Regions from separate parts of the Mus musculus genome. Here region 2 is linked to region 1. Evidence: chromatin loops called from intact Hi-C (ENCODE). Cell type or tissue: heart. All regions are shown on one strand.

Evidence for each region. Hi-C counts contacts between places; a loop is a spot of excess contacts. Peaks named below come from ENCODE experiments on the same cell type or tissue, not always from the same donor. Only the 100,000 strongest peaks of a DNase experiment are listed, where the experiment ranks them.
Region 2: a loop joins it to region 1, with 5 times the contacts of the local background. A loop is called at or near these places in 14 of 42 quality-filtered maps.

The regions. Positions count from the first base shown.
Region 1 is chr9:58,276,007-58,284,006 of GRCm38, reverse strand. No RefSeq gene overlaps it. Among named protein-coding and RNA genes, the nearest start is that of Stoml1, 27 kb to the right of the region's middle. In heart, CTCF peaks have their summits at 2,201 (motif pointing right) and 3,299 (motif pointing right); a DNase peak (open chromatin) is centred at 3,296; H3K27ac peaks cover 1,188 bases.
Region 2 is chr9:58,034,545-58,042,544 of GRCm38, reverse strand. All of the region lies in intron 11 of Ccdc33 (coiled-coil domain containing 33), which reads left to right. All of the region lies in intron 4 of Gm16130 (predicted gene 16130), which reads right to left. Among named protein-coding and RNA genes, the nearest start is that of Gm16130, 6.3 kb to the right of the region's middle. In heart, no CTCF peak of the experiment used is centred here; a DNase peak (open chromatin) is centred at 3,844; H3K27ac peaks cover 1,410 bases; H3K27me3 peaks cover 4,727 bases.

The DNA.
Region 1 (8,000 bases):
CGTGCGCCACCACTGCCTGGCAGGAATATGTTTTTAAACTGCCAAAATCAACACCAAGGAGTAAAAAGCACAAAAACCAAAGGATTTTAGAATTTGTCACCTCTAAATGACTGCCAGACTTAAGAGAGTTCTAGAATGAGCTCTTTTGAAGTGGAGAAGTGGGTAATGGCTGTCATTTAAGCTCTTCCAGAGCACTATGCAAACACTGGGTTGATTTTATGTTCCTTAGCCAATATTATGAAGTAAACATAATCCTGACACCGAAACTATGACGGAGACGGCCATCCTGCCCACCCATGCTCACATGACAGCCACAGACTGGGTTAATTCGAAATGGCAGACATCAGAGTCCTGGATAAAATTCCAGCAGATGGAGCTCAGAACCATAGTGTGGTCTGACACGATCGGTATTTGGCTTGCTCCCCTCTGTCTCAGATCTATGCTACGGCAATGCAGGGAGCCAAGGTCTGAGTCCAAGCAATTTGGACACAGTGTCTACTTTGTGTGGTCCTAAATGCCCCCTCAGAGAGCAGAGAAAGCTAGCAAAGTCAGTGTGCACAGCTTATAAAAATACAACGTAAAAGGGCTGCCACTCAGATCCCTGCTGTTTGCTGGCAACTTGTGGTTAGCTGGACAAGCCCAGAGGATTGATAATTTGACATTTCTCTACCATTTGGAGAATTCTTGTTGGTTTGGTTTCGTTTTTGAGACAGCATCTCTCTAGGTAGCTGAGGCTGGCCTTGAACTCATCCTATAGCTCAAGCTGGCATCTATCTCTCTGTTTTCCTGCTTCAGCCCCCTAAGTACTGAGATTATAGGGCTGAGGCTACTGTACAAGCCTGATGAAGCCCTTGGGTGTTTTATGGTCATTGGGATGGCCCCAGGGTCTTGGGTGTGCTCTACCACTGAGCTATATTTCTAGCCCTTTTCATTTCACTGTTTAAAAAATAAGATCAAGGTCTTATTACATTTCCCAGTCTGACCTTAAGCCCACTCGAAGCATAGGCAGGTCTGGAATTTGTTATCTCCCTGCCTCAGCCTCTGGAGTAGCTGGGACGATAGATATGTGTCACCAAGCCTGTCTTGTTTTGTGTTTTTAAATAGCTTGCCAGTTCTGCCTTCTTTCTATGAGGCTTGATTGCAGCTGACTTTACAATTCAGAATCCTGACAGAAGTCTGTTTTTGCTTTGTCAATGTGCAAAATCCCTGTCCTGGTTAGTGTCTTTGTCAGATTGACATAAACTAGAGTCCTTTTAGGAGAGAGAACATCAATTGAGAAAATTCCCCGAAAGACTGGCTATTGGGCAAGCCTGTGCAGACATGGTGGGGATGGGGGTGGGTGGGTTATATTTTGATTGATTGTTGATTGATGTGGGAGAGCCCAGCTCATTGCCAACTCTGAGCAAGTGCTCTTGGGTGGTACAAGAAAGCAGGTTGAAGGCTGAAGAGATGGTTAAGAGCATTGAGTTCAAATCCCAGCAACTACATGGTGGCTCACAACCATCCCTAATGAGATCTGATGCCCTCTTCTGGTGTGTCTGAAGACAGCTACAGTGTACTTACATATAATAATAAATAAATCTTTCTCTGGAGCGAGCAGGGCCAGAGTGGGCAGAGGTCCTGAGTTCAATTCCCAGCAACCACAGGATGGTTCACAACCATCTGCACAGCTACAGTGTACTCATATACATAAAATAAATGTAAGCATTGTTCTTCCATGGTCTGTGCTTAAGTTCCTGCCTTCAGGTTCCTGCTTGAGTTCCTGTCCTGACTTCCCCCAGTGACGTTGGATGACCTAAGAGGTGTGAGCAGAAAGAAACCCTTTCCTCCCTAAGTTGCTTTTGGTCATGGCGTTTGATCACAGCAATAGAAAAGTAATCAAAGCAGCCCCAAAACTCTAGATTTATTTATGTATTATATGTAAGTACACTGTAGCTGTCTTCAGACACTCCAGAAGAGGGAGTCAGATCTCATTACGGATGGTTGTGAGCCACCATGTGGTTGCTGAGACTTGAACTCAGGACCTTTGGAAGAGCAATCGGGTGCTCTTACCTGCTGAGCCATCTCACCAGCACGCCCCAAAACTTTAGGACAATGCCTGTGGTACACTAACAACCACTTTCTAGCCTCAAGGAGCTCCAATCTCTGGCAGCAAGAGGTCTTAGCCTGAGCCTGGGTCCCAGCAGCTTGTCAGGGAACAGACTGTCAATGCACATGGAGGCCACCAGGGGGAGCAAGACTTTGTTTCCTCAGGGCTATTTCAGAGGTAAAAGTAGGGCTTTTTGGGTTTTTTTTTGGGGGGGGGGGGTCCTCGTTTTTTGTTTGTTTGGTTTGGGGGGGATATATGAACATCATTTCTGAAATCACACCCACTGTCTCTTTTGCTTGTTCAGTATATATAACTAAGAAATATTCATGGATAATTTGCATACAGTTACAGTCAACTCCTTTATGTGTAGAGTTTGACAAGCTTTAAAACTATAAATAAGCCGGGCATGGTGGCGCATGCCTTTAATTCCAGCACTTGGGAGGCAGAGGCAGGCGGATTTCTGAGTTTGAGGCCAGCCTGGTCTACAAAGTGAGTTCCAGGACAGCCAGGGCTACAGAGAAACCCTGGCTCGAAAAACCAAACCAGGGCTGGTGAGATGGCTTAGTGGGTAAGAGCACCCGACTGCTCTTCCGAAGGTCTGAAGTTCAAATCCCAGCAACCACATGGTGGCTCACAACCATCTGTAACAAGATCTGACTCCCTCTTCTGGAGTGTCTGAAGACAGCTACAGTGTACTTACATATAATAAATAAATAAATCTTTAAAAAAAAAAAAGAAAAGAAAAACCAAACCAAACAAACAAAAACTATAAATAAATATAAATATACCCAAACAAACAAACAAAAACTATAAATAATTATAAATATACCCCCACAATAAAAATGTGGAAAAAGTCCATTACTCTCAAAATCCCCTTTTGGGGATCAACAATTAAAAGCACTTACTCTTCCAGAGAACCCAGGTTCAGTTCCCAGCACCTACAAGATGGAGCACACTAGTTGTAACTCCAGTCCCAGGGGACAAAGGCGTCCTCCACGGACACTGTATGAACATGGCACATCACTCATACACATAAAATGCAAGTGAAAACCCCACTCCTCTCTTGCTCCTGTTGTGGGAATCTTTCTAGAATAAGCACTCTGACACCAGTGGGAGTGGAAGAGAGATATCTGGACCAAAGCCAGGACAGCTCCCAGCAGGCCTTGGTATTGACCCAGTCTGTGTCCCCGTTTTATATCTAAAACCACAAGGGGGAGCTAGTGAGCTTTTACTGGCACTTGCAAGACAGCAAGAAGCCTGAGCGGAAGTCAGGTTGTTAAGGGCAACGACTCATTGTTTTAAGTGTTTCTCAGGTGGCTCTGTTCCAGGTAGGCAAGTGAAGCCATGTTTGGCTTTAGGCATTCTAACAGCGCTTTAGGAGAATCACTAAATAAATCAATAAATCAGTAACTGTTGTTATCTCCTCCTGTGGTATTTCCTTGTCCTCAGCCTCACAGTCACAGAGCCCTGGAGTCCCTGAGTTGTTCTCTGTCCCGGTAGCTTTGCATTTCATGGGATCACCTGTAAATAGCGACATATAGTAGGCAGCCTTTTGTTTCTGATTTCGTTTACAGAATATGCCTTTTAGTTTAATTTTAATTTTTATATTATAAATTGAAATAATCTTGCTGTATGGAGTACAGAGTGAGGTACTTTGTGATTTATGAAATGACAAAACAATTAAATCAAGCTCGTTAACACAGCCATCAAGTCAAGCACTTATCTTGGGATGAAACAATTCAAATGCACTTTCTTGGTGACTTTTGTTTGCTTTTTTGGTCAAGGCTTCTAGCAGAGGCTAGCCTTGAACTTGCTCTACCATAGCAGAGGTTACAATGAACTTTGGTTCTTGAGCCTCCACCTCCCAAGTGGGGCAAGTACAGTCACGTGCAGCCACACCCTGCTTCTGCAGGGCAGGGGACTGAACCTAGGGCCTCATGCACGCTACGTCAGCACTCTGTCCACTGAGCTACAGTTCTGGATTGTGGAATGTGCATTTGACAAGGACCAGCTTCGGCTTGGAGAGGGGTTCTGAGAAGGGGAGTCTGGGAGCCTCGAAAAGAACCACTTGAAGTCAAACTGTAGATTCAAGCTAAGACCTGTGCTCTGCTAGATACAGCTTTTCCAGTCTGCTTCTATGCTCTGCTTTCTCTCTGGAGATCTCTCTGGTCTATATTCTGCTTGCTTGCTATTCTAAGAGATCTCTCTGTCCAAGTCCTGCTTACTTGTGTGCTTCAGCACGAAAGCAAATGCGTGAATGTCAGTTGTCTAAGCAGTTCTCTTGTTTTCCTAAGTTTTCTGGATAGCCCATCTCCTGCAGAGCACAGGTCCAGTCTTTTATTTTACATTTCAATCCAGCATCCTGTTACCCCAGCCATTTATTTGTAGGACAGTAAACTTACCTTTGTTTCTTGACAATGCAAACAATTCAGAGATCAGTCTGCTTTTGTTAAGCACAGGTGGTAAACTAGTTAGGTGGGACTCTGCCCTGAAATTACCATTTTCCCTGCACCCAGGCCTGCACTTTCTAAGTCCCAGGCTGACCTTGAACCCAGGAATCTGCCTGCATTTCCATCTGCCTGTCTTTGTATCTTCCTGACCAGCTGGCTCATCGTAGCTACCTCTGTTCCTTTAGATTCATGAAGCCCCTCATAATTCATATTGCATCTTTATATTTTTGCATAGTTGAGAAATTATACATTTTCAAAATGTATTTAAAGCTCTTTCCCATAGCCTTAAGGGCTGTTTGAAGGTCCCAGTGTTTACCATTTTGCTGAGTCATAGCCAAACTTTTTTTTTTTTTGATTAGGTATTTTCTTCATTTACATTTCAAATGCTATCCCAAAAGTTCCCCCATGCCCTTCCCCCCGCCCCCATATAGCCACACTCTTGACTTCCAGACAAGTGCTTTACACCCACAGCAGCCATTGACACTTGGTGGAGGCTCACACCAGGGCCCTGTCCCAGGGCTAGGAACCATGTCACTTTGTCCCCACCAGGCTTAGCACCCATTCAATTTTCTATATTTGTTGTATTATGTAATTATCACAAAGCAAAACCATATTCCTTCTGGGTGTAATGCTTATGAGACTCACTCACGTCCATTGTGTGATCAGTATTTTGTTACATGGTTTTCTTGCCATACTGGGATGGACCACACGACTTTCCCCATGCTGAGCTGTTGTCTCAGCCCCAGGACTTTCTTGCCCTTGTTTCCTCATATTCCATATTCATAGATGTACCACAATTTTCATAAACTAACCACAACTGTTCATCCATTTACCAGTAGATTCATGTTTGCTTGTTTTTGTTTTTTTTCTCCCTAGATTTGGGCCATTGTGGGGAAAAGTGCTCTCAGTATTCTCACATGAGCTTCTGTGCTGTACATACCTGTTTCTACTTTTTCTTGTTAAGTTAGGAATGAGGTCACTGAGGCACACGATGAGGGTAGATTTCACTGTCTTAGAACTACTGAACTTGGCCAGGCAGTGGTGGCGCACGCCTTTAATCCCAGCACTTGGGAGGCAGAGGCAGGTGGATTTCTGAGTTCGAGGCCAGTCTGGTCTACAGAGTAGGTTCCAGGACAGCCAAGGCTACACAGAGAAACCCTGTCTCAAAGAAAAAAAAAAAAAAAAAGAACTACTGAACTTTCCCCAGAGACTATTGTCCCACCACTTTCCAGCACACAGGTTCATCTTTGTAAAGCTGTTCAGGTAGCTAGGGAGCAGTATCTCACTGTTTACTCCCCTACTGACTAAAATTATTAGGTTTCTGTTTATGTTCTTTTTTGTTTTGTTTTGTTTTGTTTTGTTTTGTTTTGTTTTTTGAGACAGGGTTTCTCTGTGTAGCCCTGGCTGTCCTGGAACTCACTCTACAGACCAGTCTGGCCTCGAACTCAGAAATCCGCCTGCCTCTGCCTCCCAAGTGCTGGGATTAAAGGTGTGTGCCACCACGCCTGGCCTATTTATGTTCTTATGGGACATCCACACTCTTCTCCAATGAAGTCTCTGTTCAAAAGTTCCTATTTTAATTGACTTATTAGTACATTATTGTGCTTATTTGTTATGCATTGTGTGAGTATCCCAGTCTGTCAGTCTGTGACTTGCTTTTTTTTTTTTTTTGTATTTTACTCTTTGTGAATGAGTGTGTGTGTGTGTGTGTGTGTGTGTGTGTGTGTGTAGCTCTGACTGTCCCAAAAATTGAACTGAAGACCAGGTTGGCCTCAAACTCTCAGAGATCCACTTGCTTCTATCTCCTGAGTACTGGAACTAAAGGAGTGTGCTACCACTTCCTGACTATAATTCTTTTTTTTTTTTTAAAAGTATTTATTTATTATACATAAGTACACTGTAGCTGTCTTCAGACACACCAGAAGAAGGCATCAGATCTCATTATAGATGGTTGCTGGGATTTTGTTGTTGTTGTTTTTGTTTTTTTTGTTGTTGTTGTTGGTGGTGGTGGTGGTGGTGGTTGGTTAAAGGCGTGCGCCACCATGCCAGACAGGTTGCTGAGATTTTTGAACTCAGGACCTCCAGAAGAGCAGTCAGTGCTCTTAACCACTGAGCCATCTTTCCAGCCCCTGACTATAATTCTTAAAGAGCAATGGTTTTAATTTTAGTGAGAAGCATTGTATCAGATTATTTTTTTCTGCTATATACTGTGGGATTTTGTTTTTGTGTTGTCCTATCAAAGAAATACTTATTTAAACAAAATCACAGATATTTCCTTTTCTTTATATATTTAAGTGTATGGATTTCTTGCCTGAATGTAATGTCTATGCACTGTGTGTGTGCAGTGCCAGAGAAGGCTGGAAGAGGGTATCAGATTCTCTAGAACTATAATCAAAGATGGTTGGGAGCTGCCATGTGGATGCTGAGAACCACACCAAGGTCATCTCTCCAGCATCCCATGTTCTCTATTTTGAAAATATTTTTCTTAAACATGGCTTTAAATTGTGCTCTGCACATTTTGACAAATTGTATTATTATTCTCACTTAATTAAAATATTTCTAATATTCTCTCCTAATTTCTTCTTAGAACCATAAGTTATTTTAGAGGCCTGTTGTTTGATTTCCAAATCCTTGGGAGCTTCCCAGATATTTTTCTGTGACTGATTTATAGCTTAGTTATCATGATAGAATATATTTCAAATGATTCCAATTATTTTTAATTCACCAAGGTTTGATTTATGGCTCAGAATGTGGTCTGAGTGAAGACTACAATTCACTTGGAAAGAATGTGGGTTTTGCTGTTGTTGGGTGGAAAGTCTCACGGATAAATTATCATCAGATTAAATTGGTTAGTGCTCTTCAAGTTACCCAATGACCCATAACCACTCCAATTTTGCGCACTTGCTTTTTACTGTGCGGAGAGGGGACTCTCCCTTCTGTCTCTCAGCTCCATGGTTTTAACTGTCTGTTTCCTGAGACACTGTTCTCCCGTGCACATACCTTGGGAACTGTTGTCTCCTTTGACGAGCTCACCCCTTGAACTTCTGCCCTCCAGGTCACTCCAAAGTCTACTTCTCACTGCCTTTGGACTGCTTTCCCTTTGGCTCTTGTTTATATAACTTTAGCTTTCTTTCTTCTTTTTGTTTTGTTTTGTTTTTGTTTTTGTTTTTTTGAGACAGGGTTTCTCTGTATAGTCCTGGCTGTCCTGGAATTCACTTTGTAGACCAGGCTGGCCTCGAACTCAGAAATCCGCCTGCCTCTGCCTCCCGAGTGCTGGGATTAAAGGCGTGTGCCACCACACCCGGCAACTTTATCTTTCAAAACAACCCAAACTGACTTCAAACTTCCAACCCTTCTGCCCCAAGTCTGAGGTTAATTTGTGCCACATTCTCCTCTTGCTCTCCCACTAGTGGTAAGTGTGGTTACAGTTACTCACTTGTGCAAGCCTTGTAGAAGCTGGG
Region 2 (8,000 bases), 240 kb after region 1:
AGGCCGTCAGGAAAACAGAGCTGGAGGCCTCTGGGGTCACGGGTGGGGTGTGGAGCCTTGTGCCTGTTGGGAGGAGGGTGAGCCCAGCTTAGGTTGCTGGGGCCTGGGTACGGCTAGGACAGTACAGCGAGATTCAGGGAGACAAAGGGCGAGACCAGTGGGTGAAAGAGCCATAAGAAGGAGACAGACAAAGGGGACAATCAGACAAGACAGAGCTGGAGGACAGGGCATAGGGAAGGTTTCTAAGTAGCAGTATCAGAAGCCTAAGGTCCTGAAGGACACCCCCCCCCCCATGGCCCTCTCTAGGCCTGTCATTTCCTTGCAATTCACTGGCAATGTGTGAGCCTGTTCTATCACCCCATCCAAGGGTCCCCCGCCTCAGTTCAAAAGAAAGAGGCCCCATGGTTTGCCTCCTGCTTGCTTCAGGGCTAGCCCCAGTCACCAAGCAGACACTTGTTGTAGCAACAGTCCCCGAGGACCCAAACTGGGTAACAGAGCTGCTATCTGCACAGATGGGGGAGCCAGGAGACCCAGCCCCTCCAGCTCCCAAGGTTGCCCTGGGCCTAGTTGACAGCCGCTCTGTAAGTCTGCCCCCATACCCATTGATTCTCATGATGGGTCAGCTCCTTCAAGCTGCAGGTGTGTAAGGGTGTGTTGCCAGGCAACCAGCAGAGGCATTCCCAGAGCCAGCCTGAGTAGGAGGTAAGGTGGGGGAGGGCCAGGACACCACTCCTAGTTGATCCTGGTCTCAGGAACCTTTGATGGGGGTCCCGGTTCTAACCCAGGCCACTAGAGCCCACACTCAGAACCCAGAGAAGGAAGAAGGCAGATGAGGGGAAGAAAACAGAGGACGGGGCTTCTGGCAGTCAGCGGACAGCATCAGAGAAGGCCCATGGGTACAATCACAGGCAGCCTCTCTCTGAAAGCAGGGGAATAAGGAGGTGACCAACGGGAAGGATCCTTGTGATAGGGTTATCAGAATCACTTTGGGGAGAGCTCTGTCCCCTCTACAGCCCCCTGAACAGCAGCCCTGGACTCCCTGGCCTGAAGGCAAGGGTCAGTCAGGTCAGCTCCAAACTGCAACCAGCAGAGGCAGGACTCTGAGCCACATGCTGGAGGAAAGCTGATGCTGGCTTACAGGGTACAGGCTCTTTCTGGAGAAGGAGGACCCAGAGTGGAGCCTTGAAAGCTGGGTAAAGCCGAGCAAGGCCTGGGGGCAGGGCACAGGAGCAGGAAATTAGATGGCATCTTTCAGAAAGCTCTACAAACCTCTGTGCCCATTCAGGCTCCAGCCCTGTGGTCCTGGCTCGGCCCAATTAGCCAGCCTGGCTCCTGCAGGGGCCAATTAAACAGGGGCCGGGGTCAGATGCAGGCCAAGGCCCTGTAGCCCCTCAGAGCTTCAGGAAGGTAAGCACAAAAGCTTTCTCTGCTGCTTGGGAAGGAAAAGAACAGAAGACAGAGAAAATGCAATGTGCTTTTGTTTCTTTGCTGTAACCTTGGACTGAATAAAGGAGCTACTGTGTCCCTATCCCCGGGAGGGCAACCTTTATAGAGCAGGGGAAACTATTTGCAATAGCACTTTGCATGGATTTGTTGTGATTCAGAGGCCCAGCTGTCAGTCAAGGGAAATTATTTGATGAACAGAATTTCAGATGAATAGGTCCTCTATTCTAGAACCTGCTATGGCTCCCAACTACTCTCTGTGCTAACACCGAGCTCCTGAGGCTGACACCCTGGACACAACCCACCCTGGATAATTGGGCAGGCCGGGCAAACTGGGCCTGCTCCAGATCCCTGGCCAGGTCCACCTGTGTGCTAGGATGTTCACCTGTGGCTATAATGTCCACCTGTGGCTATAATGTCGATGGGTGTGCTATAATGCCCACCTGTGTGGTATGAAGTCCACCTGTGTGCTATAATGTTCACCTGTGGCTATGAAGTCCACCTGTGTGGTATGAAGTCCACCTGTGCTATAATGTCCACCTGTGGCTATGAAGTCCACCTGTGTGGTATGATGTCCACCTGTGCTATAATGTCCACCTGTGGCTATGAAGTCCACCTGTGTGCTATGATGTCCACCTGTGTGCTATAATGTCCACCTGTGGCTATGAAGTCCACCTGTGTGCTATAATGTCCACCTGTGGCTATGAAGTCCACCTGTGTGCTATAATGTCCACCTGTGGCTATGAAGTCCACCTGTATGCTATGAGGGCCCAGACCTTGCAGCTGTGCTGGCCTCCGGCCTGCGATGCAGCTCTTCTCAAACATCATCTAATCAAGTCCCACCTCTGCCTCAGAAACCAGGATCTGACCCAACAGTTTCCCTGGAGGTTCCTGGGAGAAGGGGCCCCAGGGTGGACCCTTAAAGATGGGGCAAAGTTGAGGAAGGCCTCAGAGCAAAGGATAAAAACAAAAGGCTGGGTGTGACTTCCAGGAAGTCCCAGCCCATGCCCACACTAGCCCTGCCTCCAGCTTCTTTACTGGCCTTTGCCTGGCCAGAGACACCTCCCTCATCTCTTGCTTCTTATTTATACTTCTAGCAGTGAGTAAGGTCCTCTGCATGGCCAGTGCCCACACTGCTACTGGCTGTTGGGGTGTGTGGGCGTGGTCGCTAGTAGATAGCACTGCCATCCTGGTATGGGTCAGGGTAGCTGCTGGTCAAAGCAGGTGAAGCTTCAACTGTGTCCTCAGTAGGAATGGCTTGGAGGCTGGGCTAGGGCAGCCAGGCTGTTACCACGGCTCCTTCTTCCCCTGGTTAGTTGGGCTTCTCCCTGGGAAAACAGTGGGCTTAGGAGAGAGGAGAGTTCCCGTCATTTTCCCACCTCCTAAGGGTCTCCAAGGCCAGTGGCCAATTTGCTTGGGGTTGGGAGGGGAATGACACGGGACACACACTTAGACTCCACCCCTCCATGAGAGGGAAGGGTTTTCAGCTGTCCTGATGCTCCACCAGGAAGGAAGGAAGGAAGGCTAAGAGGAGGACCTAGCTATAGGAACGCAGAGAGCCAGGAGGCAGGGCCTGGAGGAGAAGCTGGCTGTGTAGAGAGTAGAGGTAGCTGGGAGCTGAGAGCCATGCTGGGTAGGTGGAGAGAATTGGGGCAGGGTAGCACTTCAGGTCCTCCACCTAGACCTGGCTGCCTGGGTTCCACAGAACACTCTGTTTATAAACATCCAGGGTACCTGTACCCCTTAGGAATGAAACAAAAGACCAACCAGACCTCAGCAAAGGGAATGGAATGGCCTCCCTTCAGACCTGTTACAATCAAGGAAACTAGACAAGAACCTGGCCATCCTTAGGTGTGGGCTTGGGTTTAGGGATAGGGGAGAGCTGGGCTCTACAAAGGCAGCTGGTAGCTCTAGGTCTGTGGAGTATGCTAGTTGGGCAGAAGAATTTTCTCTCTCTGCAAAGATGTGGGAACATGAGGGAGAAGAGTAACTAACGCTTTCTAAAGCACAGCTCTTCCTTCCCGCCGGTTCTGTGTGCGTGAGGGTCAGCTTCAAGTCAGCCCCAAGTGATCCCGCTGTGGGGGAAGTTAAGATAGCTTTATTATGGGTCTTGTTCCAAGCTCACCCTCATGCCTCAGGCCCGTAATCTGCCCTCGAGCTAACAAAGGACCCAGCTGACGTTTAAGAATTGCTGTGTGATGGCGCCCATCGTAGCCAGCCCAGGTCTGGGAAGAACTATTGGATCACCTGGAGAAAGGACATGTGTGCTGGGGGGTGGGAGTGGGGAGGGTGCCTAGATGTTGAAACACTATTCAGTTCTCTTTACCACACAGGCTGCCAGGCATCTCAGGAAGCCTTGGCCGCCTCTTGGGACAGACTAAAAGCAGAGTATTGGCGGGAGGCGGCTGCCCTCTGGCGGCAGCAAAGACAAACCACACACCAGCATCTCGTGCCTACCAGCACTGGCCGTGGGGCTTAGGACCAAAGGCTAAGCTAGCCCACTGGCTCCAGATCCCTGCTCTCAACCCTGTCAACACTTTCCACAGCCCCAGCATTCTTCAGGAGCCCCGTGGCTTTGGCTCGGCCACCCGGCTTTTGCCACTTGCGAGGTTCCTCAGCACCCACCACCAATACCTTGGTCTTTTCTCTCCCCATTTCTCAAATCTGAACATGCGCGCTCTCCCTGAGACACATGTCCTAGAAAACTGCCTTCCCAGTGCCCCCACAGTCTGTTGGGTCCACACCCATTGTCTTCATCTTGTTTCTATGGAACTGCCTCCTACTTCAGGCGAGGGTCCTGCCGCCTCCGCCAGGCAAGGGTCCCACAGCCTCTGCCAGGCAAGAGTGCCGCCGCCTCTCATGCAGCACTACTCTTGGTCCCTATACCCCTCTGTTCCTACGTATTTTAGCAGCCAGCGAGCCCTTACTATACCCCCCTCCAGCGTGGGCCCTTCAGTGCCCAGCAGCAGAGACCAGGCTCCTGAGCCCACGTCTCTGCTTGCCCTGCTGCTCTCCCTTGCTCTCCCCTCCCCACAACTTCTCCTCTGCCTCCTCCTCCCAGGTACAGCCTGCCCATATGCCCCCAGGAAGCTTTCTCAGGTTTCCTAGCCCAGACGGGCCTCCTGGAAGCCCCTTCTGCCACAGACACGGGAAGTGTCTGCTACCCCATCAGTGTAGAGTGAACCACCAAAGGCAAGGACTGTCTAGCTTGGCTCTCTTCTAGGACCTGAGTGGCCCAGAACTGTACAAAGTGGCACTCAGCAAGCCTTGAGCACCCTGGGGGATATCGTGCTGCTTTGGGCACAGGCTTTGTGACAGTCTCTGGGCACGCTGCTCACAGCCTCAGTTTCTCTATCTGCATAGCGCTGGTACAAGGGCTATCCTGACTACATAGTTGGCGGTGTGTTTAGAAGATCCTCACTGGGTAATATGCTTTATACTTTACCATAGCACTGACCAGGGTCTAAGCAATCTCCCTAGGGCACTTGTCAGAGAATCCCCACTGTCCTCCCACTGTGACTCATCCCATAAGAAGAATTTCGGGGCCCACTGCCCAGGGCCATTCTTGAATATGTCTTTAAAGAAACTTAAAGTGATTCTAAGAAGTGAGTTACTATTTCCAGGCACCCTAGTGCTCATCAGGGCTAACCTTCCTACTGTCCTCAGATGGCACTAGTCCTTGGGGGCTGACTTCTCATCCCGAAGATGAGGACACTGGAGTTTTGTGCTGTGACTGCAGTAAAGTCCACTCCTGGGCAGCTGGGAAAAGCAGAGCCTGGCACTCTGACTTGTCTCACTCTGGCAGGCTCTGAAGGTCCTAGGAGGGAGTGTTAGTGGGTAAGGAACCTTGGGGTCAGGCACAGTGGCATTTGAGTCGGGCATACCTGTCCCTCCCCCAGAAGGTAACAAGAGAGTGAGACAGCAAGGAAAATCCAGAGCATAGGGTTCTCAAGGCTAGGACATGACGCACAGCGTGGCCCTGAGGGCAGCCCGGCTGCAGGCTGTGGCTAGAGGTCAGGGCTGCCAGCTTGAACCTTGTGGTCAGTCTCCCAGCCCAGCTGTGCTGACAAGGTCCCCACTTGGCCATGCAAATGGAGGCATTTGAGGTTCCCACAGAAACAGACTCTGGCCAGAGTAAAGAAGATGAGGCAGGAGCCCACACAGTCTCCAGACGGAAGCCCCTCTTCCAGGGTGAATAGGCAGGGCTGGGCTAAGAGGCTGGGGAGGAAGAGAAGGGGAGGGCTACTCTTCAAGGGATGGAGTCCCTGGGACCCATTGATCCTCCTCCAGAAGGACCTGATGGCTGTGGCAGGGCCACCTCACCAGAAGCCAACCTCTCCCTCTGTCCTTCCCTTCTTCGTTATGATCCCTGTTTTCTTCCTCTGTAGGGAGGGTACAAATAACAGATCAGAGCTTAGTCCCTTCACAGCCCAGAACTGCAGAGATGGTGAACAGTGGGGTCTTAGAAAGGATAATCCCCTGCTAACCGGACCCCAAGGGGCTGGCAACCTCTTGTCCAAAATGTCTTCTATGTGCACATACACATCCCCTCCCAGTTAAGGTCAGAATGGTGTTGACTCCCCACATGATCTCTTCATTTCGCAATAGTCTGGCCTACTCTCTGTACAAGGACAATTAATTCTAGGACATTCCTTACAGACAGACCAGGCACCAGAGAAGCAGTAGTTAGTGTAAGACTATAGACTGTGCTGCATGGATCATCCTTGAATATGATTTCCTGTATCTGTGCACATGGGACTGTGTATGTATGGAGGCGATAACCATATAAGCTAATAACCCCATTTGGGGCCACTCTAATCAGAGCAGCATAAGATACTGAAGCATCGAGGAAAGTACAGAAGATGAATATCCTCTGTTGAGATATCAGAGACTTCCTTCAGCCAAGCTCTGAGCCCTAGATCCAGCCAGGCATCGGATGAGTCATAAAGTGAAGGCCACCCAGCAGAGGGGGAGCCAGCAAGCCCCGGGTAGTAAGAAAGAAAGAAAAAGAGTTTAAGTGGAACAACCCGTTGAAACAGAAGTAAGACCAACTCTCTGACACCTGCACAGCCCAACCTGAGCTCACAGCAACACCTAGGCCTCCAGGAGGTCCCAAGTTCCACACATGTCCCTGACACCAAATTGTGTGTGTGTGTGTGTGTGTGTGTGTGTGTGTGTGTGTTTGTGTTTGTGTGTGTGGTCCCAGGTTCAGGGTCCCAGTTAGCACTCTGTCTGAAGATACCAGATGGGCATAGATCTGGGGAAGCCAGAACAGATGCTAGGGAGATAGAGCCAATACTGGCACCAGTCAGAGGGACTATAGCCAGAAGGCTAGACAGCAGTGGCAGATGACTGGTGGTGTCCGATGAGTTCCTGCTGGCTGGGGACTCCCCTCCCCTAGAAAGCCATGGCACACCATGCAGCAGGTGGGAGACTATAGCTGGGATATAGTTGGATTCCGCCCCCAGGCAGCTGGAGACCAGGGGAGAGTTGGATGTAGAGTTGTGTTTTCTGGATCCTGGGAGGCCCACCCACAGGAGCAAGGCATCCCACAGCCCAGAAGTCCACAGGCAGCTCAGAGGGCTCACTTGCCTCCCATCTCTGAGCCGTTCTCTTCCAGAACCTTGCTTGCCTGTATCTCAGATCTCAGTCTCTCTCTCTCTCTCTCTCTCTCTCTCTCTCTCTCTCTCTCTCTCTCTCTCTCTCTCTGTGTGTGTGTGTGTGTGTGTGTGTGTGTGTGTGTGTGTGTGTGTCTACAGATACTGCATGCTTGGAACTTGTGCTGAATAGTAAAGAATATGGTTGGCAAACAAATTCAGGGCTGAAGATAAGGCTCAGGAGTTAAAGTACTTTTCTTGCAAATGTAGGGTCTTGAGTTTGAGGCCAAGCACACATGTAAACACTAGGTACAGTGGAGTGTTTGTAGTGCTAGCATGAAAAGGGGAAAACAGAAAAAAAAAAAAAAAAACCTAAGGACTCACTGACCAAGCAATCTAGTCTAACTGATGAGCTCTGGGTGGAGGAAAACTTGCACTGTTTCAAGGACTGGATCTCTTTCCTGAGGTTGACATTCAAGGCTGAGCATCCACAGGCACCCACACAGGCACCCACACAGGCACCCACACACACAGGCACACACACACACAGGCACACAGGCACACACACACACACAGGCACACACACAGAGGCACACACACACACAGGCACACACACACACAGGCACACACACACAGGCACACACACAGGCACACACACACAGGCACACACACACAGGCACACACACACAGGCACACACACACAGGCACACTCCCCCCCCACACACACACACAGGCACACACACACACAGGCACACACACACACAGGCACACACACACACACACAGGCACCTCACACACACACAGGCACACACACACAGAGGCACACCCCCCCACACCCCCACACACAGGCACACCCACACACGCACGAAATGCATATGAATTCTGCTCAGTTGCCCTGTACGTATATAGGCAGACTTAGTTGTGGTTTGTTTAAAAAAAAAAATGAGAAAGAGAAAAAAA